Regions from separate parts of the Mus musculus genome. Here region 1 is linked to region 2. A link is a loop called in an ENCODE intact Hi-C map of the cell type or tissue named here. Cell type or tissue: left cerebral cortex. All regions are shown on one strand.

Region 1 (5,000 bases), 94 kb before region 2:
AAAGGGACTGGTGTGTATGTGATTTTTTTTTCTCCTTTGGGTAATAGAAAGGACACTGGTACAAGTGTCTATTTTAAGTGCAGCAAATGCAGAGTGTCGGGAGCGGCCGGCAGAACTGCCTCACTCAGACACTTCAAGATTTTTCTAATCGTGACAATCACATAGTTAGCTAAAAATGGCTGGAGAAGCCAACCTCGATGAGGTTTCGCTGACACCAGTGATGGCAGTGGGGGTGGTCTTCACGAGGCTGTGGGCTAATGCTGGCTGCTGTTTCACTAGATCAGATAGAGTTACGTTTTCCTTATCACTGGTTTAATGGACATGGCAGTTGTAACAAATTTAAAATGTGATACAATATAATTTTGTGTGTGAAAAGTACACGACTTGGCATAGCTTGGCTCTGGTGTCCTTCAGGGGAAATATCCTCCCAGCTGGAATGTTTGTCTTACTGTGAGCTTTGTGGTTTTTCTTTATCTTTTCTTCTCTGGATGCTGATTTTTCCTGGCTTAAAGAAGAACTGAGCAAATTCTTCTGCTAGGGACTTCGTTATACTTATAATTATAATTACGACGCCTTACTTAATAGGCATAGTAAAGAAGTAAAGAAGATGTTAAAAACTGAGCTAGCAATCAAAAAGTTGTATAGCTTGCTTACTTTGGGCTTCTAAAATGACTATGGGGATTCTATCTAAGTCAATGTAACTCTGATAGGCTGTTCCTTACATGTGTCATAGTTCATGGAAGTCAACACAGAGAAATTCCAACATATGGAAGAGTTAATTAGCTCAGGAATTTTCCCAGAACGTGGTAGATACCATATAAAAGCTATGTATTAATGAATGTACAAATTATATATATATATAATATATATACATATATAATATATATACACATAGGTATATGTGTGTGTACACACACACACACACACACGCACACATATATATATATAGTCAAGATATGTATTTGTGCATATAAACCTCAGTAAACTGTGCTCAGCAGGTCCCAAACAATAACACAATTCAAAAATTTCTAAACTATAAATAGAGATAATGAGTCAAATTTTTATCTTTTAAAACTTTGACCAATCTAATGTGCTCAGGTTGGGTGGGCACTCTGACCTGGAGACCTCCCATTATCCTTAATTTACTTACAATGTTTGGCTTCTTTATCAAGTACTCAACTATAGGGCTATTTGTGTGAAATGCCACAAGATCTCACTTTTGCTGAAGGTTTCTCTCTACAAATATCATCAATAACTAATCTGTGGCTAAAATTATACTTCGGTCTTGTCTCCCACAGTTTGAGGGGTTCACATCTGTTAGGATTAGTAGGAAAATTTCTGGTTGGTTCTCTGATGGTCTCTGTTGGGCTTTAGAAATGTTAATTGCTGGGACAGGAAAGGAAGCTGCGGAGTTGAATGACTTGATGTTATAAAAGAAAGGGATAGAAATCAGGGGATGGCCTGGAAAAGCCCCTGTGCTTAAGGCTGAAATGAACTTATGTCCAAAATAGGTATATCTTAAGGCTTAGCTTGGGAAACACCATTCTGGGGCCAGTTGCAGTATGCCTCAGGATCTTAGTAAGTGGATTTGGGACCAACCTCTACTGGAGACCTTTAACACATTATATCAGGCTGAGCTGGAGCCTCTGGCAGGGCTAAGGACTAAGGTAAGTGGGGCATAACCCTAGCCCCTTGGGAGCAGGGTTGGAATACTGCTGAGCATTTCTCCCAGTTACTCATTACGACTGGACCGACCTTAAGAGATGGTACGAGGGCTCTGAGAGTTAAGCCTTCTGCTCTGGTAGGATGGGATTTTTATGAGTCTCCATTGGTGACTGGATGGGTATGGTGCGTGGTATAATACCGCTCTCTAAGCCTTATACAGCTTGTAGGCTCCAGATACTAGGAAATGGAAAAGGAGCCCTCCACTTCCTCCCGAATCTGAAATAAGCATTTGCAATAGAAGAAAATGAGTCTGACAGACTCATTCCCTTCTGTGTTTCCTGCCTCGCGGCCTGCCAAGCACCGCTCCAAGGAGCCAAGCCCTGCTTTTCTTCTGTGAAAGACAGACAGACTTATAGGAACGAAGAGGGAACGGAGTTCTAAGGAAAGTCCAAAACAGGGCCTCAGTGAAGATTAAATATTAGTGAGCACAGTGGTTCTCTAAACAGGGACTTTCAGAGAAAGGCCAGACTCTTTGCATCTTGATGTCCGAGGAAATGTCTGTTTGACTTAAGAAGGCTTTACACTTCTTTTTTTTTTTTTTAAAAGAATAAGGTGTTAGATTAGAAAAATGAGAAGGTGGGACATAAACTATATTCCTGAGGTCTAAAACTTCCTCTTCAGGACTGAGATATTGGCCACACTTGCTTTCTCTAACTAATGAAATTATTGAATGTTTTCCTGAAAGAGAAGGGATATTACAGTGTAGAAGGAGGCAAAAATAGACCACTTTTTAAAAACAGTGCCAGTTGAAACATAGAAACAGACGTGGATGCTCCTGTAAGCAAGGTCTGCTGAATGTACATTTTAGGGACTGTAGACTGATAGATGGTTGTTAGTATCTCTCCTCTCACAAAAGCCTTGAGAACACCAAACTTCAGGAAAGCCAATGTCTCTGATACAGACAGGAAAAAAAATGCAACAGGTTTTGGTGACTTAAGTTGTTTTAAGGCTACTTTTGCAGCTGTGATCCGACACAGCTGCATGCAGCTGTACACCTGCCGTGCCTGCCACTGTGCCAGCCCAGCCAGTAGCTATACGTTTCCAGCATTCCTTTGACCCTTTTAGGGCAGTTGATGTCTTGGCAGTAAAGTACAATGAGGCACGTGATTGTTTATTGTACATGTCATGGAAGCAAGGCAGATTTTATATGCATCAGTACATGATTTTGGTTTTATATGACAATTGTATAACTGTGGAGTTTGGAAACTATCAGTAGAGAAGAAGGACTCTTCTCAGTTGTTCTAGGTATGTATTGGTGTTATAATGTATCCCCTGCACTAACTATTAAGATCATTGTGGAGATGGCTGGTAACAATGTTGCAAAGTGACCCAAAATAAAGCACTGTGATTGTCTGTAAAGGACTTGAAGCTAGGAAACTATAGCCAGACAAATAAAAACAGAGTTCCCTGTATACAGTTTATACGACTCAGGCTACTCAGGCCACTTGTCTTAGTTGCGCATGGTTATGGCCACCTAATGAGCCATCCGTGGGGAGTCAATCTTCCGCCATCTGACCCAGTGGGACTATAAATGTGGAAGCACTTTGTAATCTGCGAGGGGCTTTTTTACACATCTCTTCTGCACTATCTAAATTCCACTTCCTGACCTTTCTCTTAGCATAACCATAAAATAAAACTAGTCCACTGGGTCTGTGTTACGAGAGACATCTTAGACTCAGCCGCTGGCCCCTCCTCAGCACAGAGCTGAGCCTCATCTAAGCGAGTACATTCTTACTCCATCTGGAATAGAGTAAGGCTCTGCCTCTCTCCCTTTCCTCATCTATCTCTCTTAGCAAGTCCATGGGACTTTAAGAGTTGACCCCACAAGTCAGGCAGAACATACGGACACAGCAAGAGAGAGAAAATATTTTCCAGAACTAATTATCATTCTATAATGCTATGGTTATATTGATAACCATGCCTAGCAGAGACTATCAGAATCTCCTCTTCCCGGAACCCTCTCCCCCAGCTTGTGAATTGTTCTGCATTGGGAGTTTCCTCTTCCTTTGAAAGTGCTTCTCATGTGCTCTGCTTTTTGATAATACATGTCAGAATGTTGTGAAGTTCGGTAATGTAACTGACAGTTTCTTTTTATTACCATTTAAATTGTGGGTATGACTGATATGGTTGCCTATGAGTGAAACTATAGGTTAATTAATTTTAATTGAAATTACCTTTTTATTTTTTATAAAAACAGCACACAGTCATGGCAGAGATAGCAGAAGGAGGAATAGAAATGGGCAAAGAGTGGGGTTGGTGAGATGTTTAGCTCTTAGGGGCACACACTGCTCTTACAGAGGCCCGACTTGAGTTGGAACCACTCATGTCAGGCGGCTCACAACTGCCCGTAACTCTTGCTCCAGAGGATCTGATGCCCTCATCTGGCCTCTAAAGGCACTGCACACATAAGTACACATACTCCCACACAGTATAAACACACACATGCACTACAGCACAAATAATAAAAGTAATCAAATAAATCTCAGGCAAACAATAGGAAAAAAATAAAGCTCTAATTTCCCCACTAAACAAAATTGTCAGCATCTTATATACTTTTGCTGTTTTCCATGTGTGATGTACAATTTTAAAAAAGCAATGGATTTTCCTTTAAAACTTATTATAGCTTTTTAAGTTACTAAAATGTATTTACCACACATATTTTAGTGGCAAAATAGTATTTTATTGTATGATTAGACTGAAATTTATTTAACAAAGTTCCAATTGTTTGACACTTAGGTTTTTTTTTTTTTTCCCTAAGAGAACAGCATTGAGATAAGAATTTCTGAACATATATCTTTTTGTACCTTTTTTCTTAGGTTAGTTGCTAATGGATACAAATAAAATTGCCAAGTCAAATGGTATTTAAATGTTTAAAGATTTTAATTCACAGTTAAATTATCTTTTCTGAAAGTTGTAGCAATTAGAGTTCTCAGAAATATGAGTGTTCTCACAAGTATTATCATTTTCTTTGAAGAAAACAGAGATAGGCCTCACTCACATAGCCCAGGCTGACCTTGAAATCCTCATGTAGCAGACTTAGGCCTTGAGTTCCCGATCCTCCTGCTTCTACCTCTGCAGAGCTGTGATTGCAGGCATGTGCCACAATGCCCAGCTTATGCAGTGCAAGGGGCCTGACTTGGGACTCTGTGCATGGTAGGTGAGTGATCAACCAACTATATCTCTAGCCCTGAGCTTTGACATTTGTATAAGACCTCTAGTTGAATGAGAAGACTGTCAAAGGAACATTATGGGAATTTAGATTCAACAAGAATATA
Region 2 (5,000 bases):
AGCAAGACATATCTTGAGGTGGTATTTTCAAAAGTTGTTTACGATAGGGTCTAGTTACCATCCAGATAGGTACAACTCACCGGACATGGCCAGGTTACTTGAATGTGGTTCCTTCCTTTAAGGGGTCTGTCCATCACACAGTGACTTAGGATTTTGCTGTGAAGAAGTTAATATGGGTGCCGCCCACTGGCATCTCAAAGCCTGCTTCCAGCTCCCTCCGTCTCTGTACTCACTGCTGCCTCAGTCTGTTGGGGTTTAAAATGGGTCCCCTTTGAGTTCCATCATCCCACACGGCGATGTCACTGCAGAGCAGTCCTGCTGCACTGGCAAGGGGCATTATAGGCTTCAGGTGACCGTCCAGCCAGAGGCCACGATGCTTGCTTCTTTCCCTGTCACATAGGGCCTATCCTAGAACACATTTTAATTTTTCTCTGGCTTTATGGGGATAAGAGTATAAGGAAACGGTACTACCTCACCAAGATATTCATTAAAAAAAACACATAAAAATGAGCCCCAAGCAGAGCTATCCCTTCCACACAGACTCGCCATAGCCCCAACAACTCCTGACCATGTCATTTCGTTCCCCGATTCCACCTAGAGGCCTCATGACGAGTAACAGAAACCTTCACTAGATACAAGTGGTGCAATTTTCAAACATGCAGAGTACATATGGATTCCTTTAGAAACAACAGCCTACAGCGTAGCGGGGGAGCTCTGAGTGACACTTGTCGGGGTAGATTTCACTCTGTCAGGGAAATGATACGTAAGCACTGTCATTGCTGTGTCACTGACTCTGCTCGCTGCCCCTCCCCCTCCGGCCCGTATATCACAACAGGTAGTTCTCAGCTGTTCCCTCCGTGCCAGACATACATTTTATCTAAAGAGACAGCAGACAGAGCTACCTGCTGCTTCCTGTGCGGCTCTCCCTGTGTTTCTCTCCTTTTTCCTACTTCACTGGGGCTCTTAAAAATCAGCTGGCAGGGAGCCAGGAGCTCATCATTTTAATGCAGTGCAAAATGGAATATGCATAATTATATGCAAGCCATATGTGAGGGAGGCAAGCTCAGCTGTGGATTTCAGGAGGGCCAGGAGAGATAGAGATAGAGAGAGACAGAGGGAGAGATAGAGAGATAGAGATAGGAGAGGAGAGAGAGAGAAAGAGAGAGGGAGGGAGAGCATAAGCAGTTAGGGCTAAGAGAACATGAGAGCTGCAGGATGCAAATGTCCCCCTGATGAATGGATTAACGAGTGTACTTTGGACATGCCCCTTTCACCCACCTCTCCCTCACACCCCTCCAAGTCAGAAACCAATGGAGGTTAGGAAGAGAAGACTTCAGTGGGTGTTGCTGGTGAATAATGCGGATGCCTCTGTTGAAACATCAGCTTTCTCAATTGACAGCCTAGATCAAAATAACCAGGAACTTCTAATGCAGCTTCTTAATTAAATCTTTTTTTTAACTGCATTTAATAGAAGAATCATTGTTCTTATGAGATCATTGATCCTTTGGATCTTTATTTAAAAATTGAGGGCATCAATTTATCTCTAATAATATTACAGTTCAAAATATAACTATGCAATTTGCTTTTCTTATGGCCTTGCTATTAGAATTTCTTAAAAATGCTTTATCTAGAGATTGCTTAAGCATGTCAAAAACGTTTAAACACGTATGTATGTCACAGTCTCCTGACCGTGTGAGGAACTGTGTCACTACAACACTCGAGTGTTGGTGACACCCAACAAAATCAGTTGATTTGGGTCTGCTCTGTGTTCTTTGAACTATTCCACCATGATGAATTTGCATGTTGAAACCAAACAGTCTAAAGAAAAACAAATCTCAAATTTTGATACCTAAAGGGCATACTGCGTATTTAAACAAACTTCTTAATAATGTTGTTATTTCTGGATTCCCGTTTGTTTAATGATCTGAGCTTTTTTTTTCCTACCATTATTTGTAAGTCCCTAAATAGGCCATTATATTTCCCTTCAGGCTAGAGATGAAGATGGACGTGCTGAAACGTTTCCCCAGCAGCACTATGCTAAGGAAACTCCAAGGCTTGCCTTCAAGAATAACTGCGAACTACTTGTAAGAATGATATACTTACGACAAGTCTAGAATGTTACTTTAGCACAGTGAAAACAGTTTTTTTTTTTGCAAGGGTTTGTTCATGATTACATAATTTATGAAATATTATATTTTTCTGTATAGAGTTCTAAGTGCTAATTCTGATATCACTGCATATTAATTATAAGATCTCGAGTTGTTTGCAAATCTTTTATATCTGATTTTAAAGCTTGAATGGCCCTTTCTTTATTAGCTTGTTTTGGATTGTAGTTTCTAAGCAGCCACTTGGAGAATGGCTAGTAAAGATAAAAATATAACTTCGATACATGGAGCTTGAAGAATGCCCCACCCCACCCCACCCTTCCTCCTACGCCCGAGATGTGTGCTATTGTAGCAGACAAAGGTGGCTGAGTTTGCTTCAGATAGGAAAGAGAGCCCATTAGACACACAGCACTCCCTTTAGGATTCAAGTATTCCTCCACTCTCTTGCCAAACTCCATCGTCTCTCCCCTGCAGAAGGCTTAGAAGTAGTGACAGGGTGGGGGGATGTTTACTGTTGTGGGGGGAGCATCAGCTGTGACAAAGCTAGGTTCCAACGCAAGGTTAATTTGCTGTTCATTTTAGCATTTACAGGGAGACACGATGAGAAGCAAGCAGGAATGTCTATTATATTTCTATTAAATGAATCTGTTGGGGCCTTACATCCTTGATTAGCTTTTTGAAAACGAGTGCTCAGCAATGCATTTTCTGTCTACCTAAAGTAAACAGAGAATGAATTGTCATTTATTTGGCCAGTCAAACGCTGCTTTTGAAAATGAAGCTTTCGGAAGGATCTAGCGTGCTGTCCCTAAATGTTCTTTTCTTTTCAATTGCATTAAAGCAAAACATTTGCTCCAACTAAACGAAAACAGGGAAAGAAGATGAAGATGCTCAGCTGTTAACATTTGAGGTGGCTTCATTTCTGTTTGGATGTTTGGCCCAGTTTAGAGGTTTGCCAGGTCACTGCATTAGGAATTCCCACGAGTGACAGCCTTTGGGTTTGGCTCTGACAGTAACTGTCCGTTAAACACAAAGCGACCGGAGAGCAGGAGAGTGAATGGTACAGGCCTTGTCCATTCCAGCTGCAGCAGCTGCAGAGTGAGAACCTCCTTCAGGCAGCACAGCAGACACGGTCACAATGGTGCCACTCAGCCCGTGTGTGCAGCGCCCTTGACCAACTATGCTGCAGGCAGACTCACTGCTTATAAATGCAGTTGTTGGCATGAAAATTTAACTCGCCTGATATTTTATTTGAGGGCTCTTAAACATCCAGGTCTGCTGTAACATTTTATATTCCTCAGGGTATTTTCACAATGCTTTTAATGCCGTCTTGGTAACTGTGGTCATCCATGCCTGGGGGTTAGAGGGGAGCATTTGTGCTGTTTTAGGATCAGAATGCTTTTAGGACTGGCTCCCTTCTTTGTAGAAAGATTGTGAAGACTAATATACCATTCTTAGGTTTCCCCTATGTGTTGGAAAAGTAAATGTGCTTTAGAGTATACTGGAGGAAAAGAAAATTTTTAAAAAAAAATGTGAACATCATTTCCAGATCCGTTTAGAGAAGGTGCACACGCTTGCGTTGCCTGACTGACAGCCCTGCTGAGTTGGCGGGAGTTTCGAGAGGTTTGGTGCGAGCTTCACTGCAGTTTCTGTTAGAAATGCTTGCCCTTGTTCAGCTTACTTTCCCTATGATGAAAAAGAAGACAGAAAGCACAAGTAAGCGTATCTCTTTAAGAAGAAATTACAAACAGCGGCCAGCTGTTAAGAATAGCGGTGATTGGCTGTTGCTAAGGCCTGAGCAGGACTATTCCTTTGCAAAAGAATTGTTCATTCTTAAGAGAGAAATACAACTTTGGAGTTTTCTTACTACAGCTTGGAGGAGATATTTAAGGAATCTGACAGGGAGGACTGCAAACTCTACTCCAAAGTGCCTTTTTAGCTTAAGGGTGGTTCTGGCGTCTTCCTTGGCTAGCTGCAGCCCCAGCAGCAGCCTGTTGGGAAAGCATGAGAAAAGCTGGGATTGCAGAGGTCTTTGGTGTTCCCAGGTGACCAGAAGCACACAGCTGAAAGCTTGTCCCCCTGGGCTATAGGGATTTCAGACAGAAAGGGGCCTGGACCAGGTAGACAGGACATTGACTCTATGATATTGATGGTTGAATGTCTCTGCGTCCCTCCCCTAGCCCACACTTCTTGGAAGAGGCAGAACTATTGAGTAACTTATGAAAGAAAGAGAGAGAGAGAGAGAGAGAGAGAGAGAGAGAGAGAGAAAGCAAGCAAGCAGAGTAAAATCAGAGTATGCCTGGAATACACAAGCGTATGTAATCAGAAGGCACCAACAAAGAAAGCATTGGCTATAGCAGTGACTGTGCGTGCAACTGTAGAGTTCCTGTACGGTATTGATTTTTCCATTAAATCCCAAACTGTGATGTGTGCCTTCACACTAATGCACTATACACATGACTGGAGATATTTAGCTTGCTGACCAAGATTCTCTCTTTGGTGGTAACATAGTGGTTTCTAAATTAATTTTGGAAGCACAAGGCTATAAAGGCTAGTGATTACATAAACAATTCCTATGGGATGGGTCAGAGTTCAGTGTGGTCACCTAGCTCTTCATAGGCAGGTGTGTGTGTGTCTGTGTGTCTGTGTGTCTGTGTGTGTGTGTGTGTGTGTGTGTGTGTAAGAGGGAAATTTGCTTTATAATCAAACTATGACCAAAGGAAACAACTTTCAGTAAAAGCAAGTATGAGAGATTTCTGTCGGTCTTGACACTAACAGCACTATTAACATTCAAGACTAAGAATGGAGAACAGTTGGAGCCAGCCATGGCGACCAGTGCTTGCACCAGATTCCAGTCCCATCGCCAGTCTCCATATGATCACTCAGGTTCTCCCTGGA

The links. A loop is a pair of places that touch in the nucleus more often than their neighbours do. Peaks named below come from ENCODE experiments on the same cell type or tissue, not always from the same donor. Only the 100,000 strongest peaks of a DNase experiment are listed, where the experiment ranks them.
Region 1: a loop joins it to region 2, with 14 times the contacts of the local background. A loop is called at or near these places in 4 of 42 quality-filtered maps.

The regions. Positions count from the first base shown.
Region 1 is chr10:43,166,117-43,171,116 of GRCm38, reverse strand. All of the region lies in intron 1 of Sobp (sine oculis binding protein), which reads left to right. Gm51799 (a long non-coding RNA gene) reads right to left here. Exons shown (of 3, transcript XR_003949000.1): 3 at 1,438-5,000. Among named protein-coding and RNA genes, the nearest start is that of Gm51799, 4.4 kb to the right of the region's middle. In left cerebral cortex, a CTCF peak has its summit at 4,104 (motif pointing left); DNase peaks (open chromatin) are centred at 63 and 1,956; H3K4me3 peaks cover 837 bases; H3K27ac peaks cover 346 bases.
Region 2 is chr10:43,071,677-43,076,676 of GRCm38, reverse strand. Sobp (sine oculis binding protein) reads left to right here. Exons shown (of 7, transcript NM_175407.3): 5 at 1,989-2,084. Among named protein-coding and RNA genes, the nearest start is that of Gm47815, 39 kb to the right of the region's middle. In left cerebral cortex, a CTCF peak has its summit at 633 (motif pointing left); DNase peaks (open chromatin) are centred at 189, 963, 3,103 and 3,913; H3K27ac peaks cover 1,729 bases.